Regions from separate parts of the Mus musculus genome. Here all the other regions are linked to region 2. A link is a contact called in ENCODE Hi-C or POLR2A ChIA-PET data. All regions are on one chromosome and are shown on one strand. The core of a region is the stretch at or near the end of the contact, and the rest is flanking DNA. Distances in the headings are between cores, read along the strand shown. Region 1 holds the start of Tcta (T cell leukemia translocation altered gene). Region 2 holds the start of Wdr6 (WD repeat domain 6). Region 3 holds the start of Trex1 (three prime repair exonuclease 1).

Evidence for each region. A loop is a pair of places that touch in the nucleus more often than their neighbours do. ChIA-PET counts read pairs that join two places held with the same protein, here RNA polymerase II (POLR2A).
Region 1: POLR2A ChIA-PET joins it to region 2 with 10 read pairs in embryonic stem cell. The contact joins the promoter of Tcta here to the promoter of Wdr6 in region 2. POLR2A ChIA-PET finds 5 or more read pairs at or near these places in 3 of 5 experiments (Patski and embryonic stem cell).
Region 3: a loop to region 2 is called in a map of regulatory T cell, with 5 times the contacts of the local background. The contact joins the promoter of Trex1 here to the promoter of Wdr6 in region 2. A Hi-C loop is called at or near these places in 3 of 37 maps with a recorded cell type or tissue (T-helper 17 cell, T-helper 2 cell and regulatory T cell).

Annotation. Positions count from the first base shown.
Region 1 is chr9:108,304,873-108,308,023 of GRCm38, reverse strand. It overlaps Tcta (T cell leukemia translocation altered gene), which reads left to right and starts at 1,865. Exons shown (of 3, transcript NM_001311156.1): 1 at 1,865-2,302; 2 at 2,644-2,698. The coding sequence starts at 2,080. Rhoa (ras homolog family member A) reads right to left here and starts at 1,864. Exons shown (of 6, transcript NM_016802.5): 1 at 1,471-1,864.
Region 2 is chr9:108,577,247-108,580,448 of GRCm38, reverse strand. Wdr6 (WD repeat domain 6) reads left to right here and starts at 1,736. Exons shown (of 6, transcript NM_031392.3): 1 at 1,736-1,955. The coding sequence starts at 1,856. It overlaps P4htm (prolyl 4-hydroxylase, transmembrane (endoplasmic reticulum)), which reads left to right. Exons shown (of 9, transcript NM_028944.4): 7 at 343-433; 8 at 610-733; 9 at 1,141-1,587. The coding sequence ends at 1,361.
Region 3 is chr9:109,057,817-109,061,020 of GRCm38, reverse strand. Trex1 (three prime repair exonuclease 1) reads left to right here and starts at 1,770. Exons shown (of 2, transcript NM_001012236.1): 1 at 1,770-1,832; 2 at 2,093-3,089. The coding sequence starts at 2,100. The coding sequence ends at 3,044. Atrip (ATR interacting protein) reads left to right here. Exons shown (of 13, transcript NM_172774.3): 11 at 312-392; 12 at 509-758; 13 at 1,113-1,274. The coding sequence ends at 1,180. It overlaps Atrip-trex1 (Atrip-Trex1 readthrough), which reads left to right. Exons shown (of 14, transcript NR_153412.1): 11 at 312-392; 12 at 509-758; 13 at 1,113-1,832; 14 at 2,093-3,088.

The DNA.
Region 1 (3,151 bases), core at 616-3,115, 270 kb after region 2:
GTAAATCCTAAAGTTTTTTTTTTCCTCCCCAGTCTAAAATACTACATCTATTGGGGGTACAATCAGTAGAGTGGATGTTCCTATTCTCCTGTTCAGTAGATTTTTGAGTAGAAGCTATGTAAGTTGAGCACTAGAGTTTGATCCCAAGTTGTAAGGCTGAAATGCAGCTCAGAGATACAGCACCTGTTCACTGTGTCCCAAGCCAACACCAAAGAGGAAAATAAAATAGGAAAAAAACAAGCTCCATATATTTTATGTCCCTAAGAAACGTCACTGCTCCGGAGAAATACTCCAAACAACATCTCAGAGTCTTCAATATTAAGACCTGATCTTGTTTTCTTAGTTTAATAATACGTGAGTCAAATGCTCAAACTAGCCAATGAAAGGTGAAAAAAACATTCCACATGGTACATACACATTTGGGCACGTGACACTAAGTGGCTAAAAATTCTCACCACATACCGCATCCTAAAATATAAGTTTTCCCCTTTCAGACTGGCATGGGGGATGTACATTATACGTGTACTACATATTATACATATATAATGTTATATATAACATGCAAAAAGCACTTATTTCAAAATATACCAGAAGACAAAACCAAATAAATAACTAATAGGTCAAAATTTAGTGATGACTATTAGAAAATACAAGTAGAACCAATTCTGGGGCAAAAAAGAAAAAAAATGGTGTCAAATTTTCCACTATCAGCTACTAAACATGAACTTTTTTTTTTTTAAATCAACTTGCCTGCAAAAAATGCAATTTTACGAAACCGACCTGAAAAGGGGAACCCATCAGTGATTCTTAATTGAAGTAATAACTTTAAGCAGAAATGCATCTATTTTGATGCAACCTCGCCAAATTATTATGTGTTTTTTCGACTGGAAAATACCTTCCCCCATAGAGTCATAACCGCTAAGATTTCAAAACAATCTTTTACTTACACAATCTCCAATAATACGGCACTCAAAACAGAAAATCCACCCAAACCCTCACTGTCTTCACCCGGTATAGAACGGGATTAATAATCCACGTTCAATGCAAAAGGCAAAATGGAGTTGTAAAAGAGTTTCTTGCCTAGTCCAACTCCCGACAGCCACACGCGCTTCGCAGTGGCAGGCTACCCCAGCGCGGTCGCGGACCGGCCGGGAGCCCCCGCCCAGCCCGGCGCAACCCTGAGAGGAAGCGACGAGGAGGGCGGGCGGCTAGGGCTCCACCAGGCCCGGCCGGGCGGGGGAAGGGGGACTGGAGGCGGCGGGGCGCGCTTCCGGGGACTGCGCGGGCGGGGCCGCCGCCTCGGGCGCGGGGCCCCAGGTCAGGGGCCGGGGCGAGGGGCTGCGGGCCGAGAGCAGCAGGTGGGGCGCGACCGCGGGCAGGCGACGGGCCGGAGGCCGGAAAAGTGCTTGCCGATCAGCCGACCAGCCGGGCCCGGAGCCGAGGCGGCTGGAGGGAAATGCTCCTGCTCACCTCAAGGCGAGGACTCCGAGTCCGGCCTCTTCGCGCTGAGGACGCTTGTCCGCGAGTCCGCGAGCTCCGAGCCAAGGACGGGCAGCTCCGTGGGAGACGGCGGGCTATGGAGAGAACCGACGGAGGACCGCGGGCGGCGGGCGGGGAGCGCGAGCGAACGAGGGCGGGCGGTGGCGGGAGGGCGGGGAGCGACGTGCGCGGCCCCGAGCGCCCTGCGGGCTCGAGCTGGCGCCAGTCGCGGCCCCGCGCACGCGCGCACACTCTCAGTTCAGCCACGATTGCTCAAGAACGCATCCACGCCCTGAGAGCTAGACGCTTAACCAATCATGGCAGACGCGTGGAGCATGACGGGAACACCGGGGCTATAAAAGAGCGAGTTGCTATTTTATCCTCACCGAATCACTCATCCTTTAAGCAAGCAGGGTGGGGCTGGGTGCGCCTGCGCGGTTTTAAAAACCCCTCCCCAAACTGCCAACACTTCGCGCAAGCGAAGTAGATCTTCCTTGCCTTGTATTACGCGTGCGCACTGACAGGCCTAACCCCGGAAGACCATACGCTTGCGCAGTAAGAACTACGGTGACAGTACTCCCGGTGGGGCGCTGGCCAGTCATGGCGGAGCCTTGGGCCGGGCAGTTTCTGCAAGCTTTGCCCGCCACGGTGCTCGGAGCGCTGGGCACCCTGGGCAGCGACTTTCTGCGGGAGTGGGAGACACAAGACATGCGAGTGACTCTCTTCAAGCTGCTCCTGCTGTGGTTGGTGTTAAGTCTCCTGGGCATCCAGCTGGCCTGGGGGTTCTACGGGAACACAGTGACCGGGTTGTATCACCGTCCAGGTGAGGCTCCCTACGAACCTCCTTGGCCCGGCTGTCCCTACCACCACCATACTGTACCATTGGGTTCTCCTGTGTCCACATAGACTACCACTGGTCCTCCAGGAGCCTCACTGTACCCAGACTTACAACCCCGTACCATTTTACACCACAAGCCCCTCATGCCCATCATCACGTTGTTAACTGTTTCTCAAAACCCTTCCTGGACAATACCACTAGTCCCTAGTATCCCAGCCTCAATCTCTATTAAACTATACCAGTGGCCCCTGACCTGACCTGGGCTATTGCCTGCTCAGATCCCCACCCTCAGCCTCCTGCAGCTATGGGTGTGTTCCTGCCTCCAGGTCTGGGTGGCCAGAATGGATCCACACCTGATGGCTCCACACATTTCTCTTCATGGTGAGTAAATCTCTGTCTATCCCAACCCCATGCTTGACAGGCAGAGAACTCTCAGCATGTGAGTGCACCAGCTTAGTGGCTGTGCAAGAATCCTTCAAGGCTAATGGTAGAGCTCAGGATTCCAGTTGGGGGTTCCCAGTGGCTTTAGAGCCTCTCATCAGCATGTTCAGTGGGGATGGATGGTGGTGTTACCTTAATTTCAGAAAGGTGATGTGCCAGGTCTATTGAAAACAAATCCCTTGGTTGGGAAGTCTTTCTTTAGGAAGGCAAGAACATCTATTCTAGGCAAGTACTGTACCACTGGAGCTATAACCCCCAGCCTAACAGTCTCTATTCTTAGCATACGACCTCATCAAGTCAACCTCCTAATCTCTAAAAACAACAGCTTACTTATCAGGACATTTCATTCAGCTAATCTCTGAGCTTCTACCACACGGCAGAGGTCACAGTACA
Region 2 (3,202 bases), core at 487-2,986:
TCCATTGTTGGAGGTCCCTGCCTCAGTTTCTACAGTTGTACCCTCCTGCCTGCACAAAGTTAGGTTTTCTTGTGGCTTTCTGGCTCAGTCCTCCCAGTTGCAAGGAGACTTTACATGATATTCCTGCTTCTATCAGCTTACTTTCCCCAGCCAGATCTTTGGTTTAAGGTCACAAACTTACCTAAGTGCACCTGCGATCTTGGCCACACAAGGAGAGTGACTCTGTGGGGAAGAGGGCTGGAGATGTCTTAGCTATCCTAGCCTGACCCTGTGGGCCCTGGGTATCCTGCCCACAAGTGGGAATGTTGGGGATCTACTCAGCAGCCTCCCCCTGCCTTACAGCTACATGACAGTGCTGTTTTATTTGAACAATGTCACCGGTGGGGGTGAGACCGTCTTCCCTGTGGCAGACAACAGGACCTATGATGAAATGGTAAGGGCCAGTGAGCTGTTATTACTCTTGGGCTGGTAGGGCCTTGGGCAAGTGTGTACACACCCTTCCAGAGCTGGGACGAGGGCACATCTGCCTGTTTTCCCTCCAGCCAACCTTGGCTGCCTGGTCCTGCAATGGCAGGCAGTCCACAAACAGCCTCACCTTGTTGCCTACAGAGTCTGATTCAGGATGATGTCGATCTCCGGGACACTCGAAGGCACTGTGACAAGGGCAACCTTCGTGTCAAGCCCCAGCAAGGAACTGCAGTCTTTTGGTACAACTACCTTCCTGATGGGCAAGGTGAGGGCTTTACTCATGGCCAGGTCTTGGGCTTCTCTGAGGGAACTCATCTCTCCCTCCTGCTCTCCTGGAGGACTGTTCCTGTCTTCCATAGCCAGGGATTTCAAAGCACAGTAGCACTAGTACAGTATCTTCGGTTATCTCCGCCCACCGTCCTTGCGCACCAGCCTTCCTGCTGTCTGGGGCAGGGAAACTTCTCTCCACAACCCAGGCTGGGAAGAGCTATAGCCAAGCTCAGAAGCAAGGAAGCTTGGTTAATTTTAAGGGCCAGTATGTTGACCATGCCTTAGTGGGTGAGACGCCAAGTCCTTCCATGGGGATTAGATGTGTGCACAGCTCAGGCTGAGCCAATCTAGGGTTTTCCCCTCCCTAACTTGTCCTTTGTTCATGTCACCTTCTTACCCCAGGCTGGGTGGGTGAAGTGGACGACTACTCGTTGCATGGGGGCTGCCTGGTCACCCGCGGCACCAAGTGGATCGCTAACAACTGGATCAATGTGGACCCTAGCCGGGCACGGCAAGCCTTGTTCCAGCAGGAGATGGCTCGTCTGGCTCGGGAAGGTGGCATGGACTCACAACCCGAGTGGGCCTTGGACCGAGCCTACAGTGATGCCCGTGTGGAGCTCTGACGCAAGGCCCTGATGCGAATCACCCGCTGCCCAACGTCAAAGACCCTGCAGGTCCTCTGTCCTACTGCAGACTGAAGTTCTGGCCGACCTCTTGCCCTAGCCCTCCCTGCCTGCAGCCGCGATCAAAGGCGCAGTTCCTACATTCACGTTATTTATTGGTGTACAGCCTCCATGCTGCTCCGTTAAATAAAACTACAGGGCTTCCAGCCAGGGGCCGGCGAGCTAAGCGCCCGCTTGGGGGAGGGGAGGCCCACCGCCCCTCCCGGCTAGTCTCATGTGTGTGTGTGTGGGGGGGTGACTCTGATCCGGCCAATCAGGAGCGGGATCGCGTGGGGGACAGGGTCGTCATTGGACGTCCGCAGCCCAGCGCCAGGGCTTTGCTACCTGTAGCTAAGGGCTTCGGAGCTCTGCAGCGCGGCTCTCCAGACGGCTGGTTCTCGCGAGAACGCAGCTCTCTTCTTGTCCGTGGCAGCCACAGCAGCTCCAGGAACGTCATGGACGCTTTCGGGGACTATGTCTGGCCGCGGGCGACTTCCGAGCTCATACTCCTCCCGGTTACGGGTCTGGAGTGTGTTGGGGACAGGCTGCTGGCGGGTGAGGCTTGGTCGGCTCTAGTCGTGCTAGCGGGCGAAGAACTAGCCTCTCCCTGGGTGGTCGCACCGGACAAAGGGATGCCCTGGGGAGGAGGATGGGCAGCGGGCTGGGGACTGGCGAGGGGTGGGAGTGGGGGGAATAAGGCAGGTTCGGAGGTGGCGGGAAACACAGGCCGGCGGAGGAGGGCGGGGCTCGAGAGACAGTGGCAGCTCTTCATAAATTGCAGCCAGCTTGGAAAGGGTGGACAGAGACGCTTGAAGGTGTGGGGGACGCAGTCGTTCCATGTTGGGGGAGGGACGTTGCACCCTCAGGTGAACGCAAATGATCAAAACCCCTGGAGAGGAAGAAAAAAAAAAAAAGGGCAGCCTCAGGGGGTGTGGCGGGAGTGTGGCTTCTGGAGAGGGTTGAAGCTCCGCCCCCAAAGATGAGGGGGCCAAAAAATTGCTTTCTGAGTAGAGCAGTATCCAGAGAGGCTGGGGCTTAGGTTCCTCTGGAGAACCAACTGGGGGGTCTGAGCCAACTGGGTTAGTAATCACATGTCTCAGTGTCTGGTGGTAAAGGTCTGAGATGGCTCTGAGGTGCCAAGTGTCCTGGAAGCAGTAGGGCCTGATGCGAAGCCATCCTTTGGTGATGGTGGTGTTGGGTTTTACAAGGACCCTTGGCACTGACAATTAGGCCTTGGGTCAGCCATTATTAGCCTCAGCAGGGCTGCGTGTTTGTCTTGTGGTGAGGGTATATTCTAGAGTTGATGTGTGTGTGTGCGTGTGCGTGCGTGTGTGTGCAAGTGCAAACATTGGGTTGCTCCAGTGAGCTAAACTCTCTGGAGGTGGGACCGGCAAACTTCAGGAAATGAAATCCGTAGAATTTTGAAGAAAGAGACATTAAGAGAGGAGTAAGGTAATGAGGAATCCTGACGAGTCCGAGGAGGAGGAGATCGTGGGAAACAAACGGCTGCAAGATGACCAAAAGGGAGCTGAGAGTCCCATTCTAGAAAACGTCTGTGGGTTCTATACACATGTATGGGGGTGTAAGAGATTCCCCGGGAAGTATGTGGATTTGTATAGAGGGAGGCCCTGGACAAGCCCCTCTTGAGCACAAGTTAGGAATGTTCCTAACTCAGAAGACGCTAGCTTTGATTCTGCTGTGTTAAATGCTGTCCAGGTTCTTAATACCTGCACCTCATCTCTCCTCCCAAGCCTTGTTGCTTTTAAGTCTCAGTCGCATACAAAGGACGATCTCACAGCTGT
Region 3 (3,204 bases), core at 521-3,020, 480 kb before region 2:
TTTTTTGCCAGTTTGTCAAACAGCAACGGGTAAAATGTAGGGGTTCCTCACAGGGATTCAATACAAGCACATCCTGGGTTATAGTGGTGCTCAGCAGAGCTGCCTGGGCTTTGGGGGCCCCGATCCTGGTCCTGGAAGCAGTAAGCTGTTGGTGAGATTCAAGTCTGAAAGCCTGAGACTACCACTACTTGTACCCCACTTGTGCAGGCAAGCAGTTGTAGACGTAGCTAGAGCACCTTAGAAATGCCCGCCAAAGCCCTGTGACAACCGTCTGTTCTACATGGGATGGGTACTATCTCTTCTTGTTCCAGGTAGTATGGCTCTTGGCCAAGCTGAGTGTACAGAGCCCTGCCCCCGCTGGCATTGGTTCTGACTGTCACTGCAATGTAGAGGTGAGTGGCCAGAGACCAGCATCATGGATGCTCAGTTAGTTAAGAGCAATCCTGTTGATCTTGAAGTGGTGAGGTGAGTAAGTCTCTGGACCTCAGGCTGTGCCCTCTCACCCTAGGCAGTCAGAGCGCTCACTGTGATGTTGCACAGGCAATGGCTGACGGTGCGGCGGGCAGGAGGTCCAAGGACCCACCAGCAGAAGCAGACGATACGCTGTCTGCGGGACACTGTGCTGCTGCTGCATAGCCTATCTCAGAAGGACAAGCTCTTCACTGTGCACTGTGTCGAGGTCCTGCATCAGTACGACCAGGTGATGCCAGGGGTCAGCATGCTGATTCGAGCCCTTCCTGATGTGACTGACTGTGAAGGTAAGCTAGCACGACACTGTCCTAGCCTTCGTGTGCCTCTGTCAGACTCCTTTCCATGAGTCTCCCCTTGCCTCCAGAGCCATTCCTGGCACATGGGTATTACCTTCCTGCTCTGGGTCTTTGAGTATGACAGGTTCCCATTTGATGGTGTCTATTGAATTGGCCTCGCTGAGCCATGGTTTTCCACAAAGATCTGTCCGAATTGCCTTTGTGTCACTTTTGCTCACAGTCGCTGAGGGAGCAAAGCCTGTGCATAGAAGGGACTGGTTGGTTCCTGTGACGCTAGGGAGCATGGGGGCCTCCAAGCCCCCACGCTGTCGAGTTAACCTCAGACCCCTCTTCCTTTTGGCTCAGAGGCTGCCCTGGATGACCTCTGTGCTGCGGAGACTGATTTGGAAGACTCTGAGATGGACTGTAACTGAGGGCCTGAGCATCCAGCCACAAGGTGGCGCCAGCTCCCACCGCCGTCTTTGCCATATCCACTGATTAAAACTGCACTTCCTGCTGAGAACACAAGCTTTGTTTCCTGAGTCCGATTTGTGTGGCTGAGAGGGAGGGACAGGGCAGACCAAGAATTGATGAGATGACTCCTGCTGGAGTTGAGATGGCCCCCATGGTAACTGATCTGCCCTGAGGAAAAACCCTGCCCCTCTTCGGGAATTACCCTGAGTCATAGCTTTGGGCGGGGGCCGTGGTGGGGGCAGGGGTACGTTTGTGGCCAAGGAGGCAGCCCTTTTTAGGAAGGCCTGGATCAAGGACTGGGGGAAAGACAAGAAAAGGCAGAGGCTCACGGGCACATTTGAATCCTAGAGACAACCCAGTTTGAGTTGTCAGTGTTGGGGCAGTAGTCCATTTTACCAGCCAGCAGGATCACAGATATGGATCTAGGAAGGCCTTTGGGGTGCTTGGGGAGGGAGGGAGGAGCGTCAGCACGAGGGCCAGGCCTGGCAGGCTAACAGCAGGGCGGGCCCTGTTCAGGAGGCAGGCCTATGGGTGGACCCAGGCAGTTTTACTTCCTCAGCCACACTGCTGCCAGCAGCAGACCCAGCGGAGTGCCTTGCTGCCTGCTTCTCGGTAAGTGTGGAGTAAGGGTATGGGGTAAGGCAGAAGAGAATAGGGTTCCCTCACCCTGAAGGTAGTCAGCACTAGGGGAAGGGCCTCCCTCAAAAGGCAAATAAGTAGTGGATCCATCCCACTAGAACAACCCTGCCCTCCAGCTTCTAGTGGCCCTGGATAGTACCTGCTGAAGGGAAGGGCTGAGCTGCCTTTCTGCACCCCACCTCAGCCCACTTGAGACCTTCCTGCTGCTACTCATTACCCCATCTCCTCCCCAGGTTCAGCATGGGCTCACAGACCCTGCCCCATGGTCACATGCAGACCCTCATCTTCTTAGACCTGGAAGCCACTGGCCTGCCTTCGTCTCGGCCCGAAGTCACAGAGCTGTGCCTGCTGGCTGTCCACAGACGTGCTCTGGAGAACACTTCCATTTCTCAGGGACATCCACCTCCAGTGCCCAGACCGCCCCGTGTGGTGGACAAGCTCTCTCTGTGCATTGCTCCAGGGAAAGCCTGTAGCCCTGGGGCCAGTGAGATCACAGGTCTGAGCAAAGCTGAGCTGGAAGTACAGGGGCGTCAACGCTTCGATGACAACCTGGCCATCCTGCTCCGAGCCTTCCTGCAGCGCCAGCCACAGCCTTGCTGCCTTGTGGCACACAACGGTGACCGCTATGACTTTCCTCTGCTCCAGACAGAGCTTGCTAGGCTGAGCACTCCCAGTCCCCTAGATGGTACCTTCTGTGTGGACAGCATCGCTGCCCTAAAGGCCTTGGAACAAGCTAGCAGCCCCTCAGGGAATGGTTCGAGGAAAAGCTACAGCCTGGGCAGCATCTACACCCGCCTGTACTGGCAAGCACCGACAGACTCACATACTGCTGAAGGTGATGTTCTAACCCTGCTCAGCATCTGTCAGTGGAAGCCACAGGCCCTACTGCAGTGGGTGGACGAACATGCCCGGCCCTTTAGCACCGTCAAGCCCATGTACGGCACTCCGGCTACCACTGGAACAACCAACCTAAGGCCACATGCTGCCACAGCTACTACACCCCTGGCCACAGCCAATGGAAGTCCCAGCAATGGCAGGAGCAGGCGACCTAAGAGTCCTCCTCCAGAGAAGGTCCCAGAAGCCCCATCACAGGAGGGGCTGCTGGCCCCACTGAGCCTGCTGACCCTCCTGACCTTGGCAATAGCCACTCTGTATGGACTCTTCCTGGCCTCACCTGGGCAGTAAGTCAAGAGGGGAAATATGATGAATAAAGACTTCCATAGCACTGACTGCTTGCCGCCTCTGCTTCTCAGCCTGGGCCTCTGGCCATGCTCAGGCCCTAGGGATGAGGTACAGTCCCTCTCTCCTGCTCTCTTAGCAGGACAATCAAACCTGTTAGGCTAAT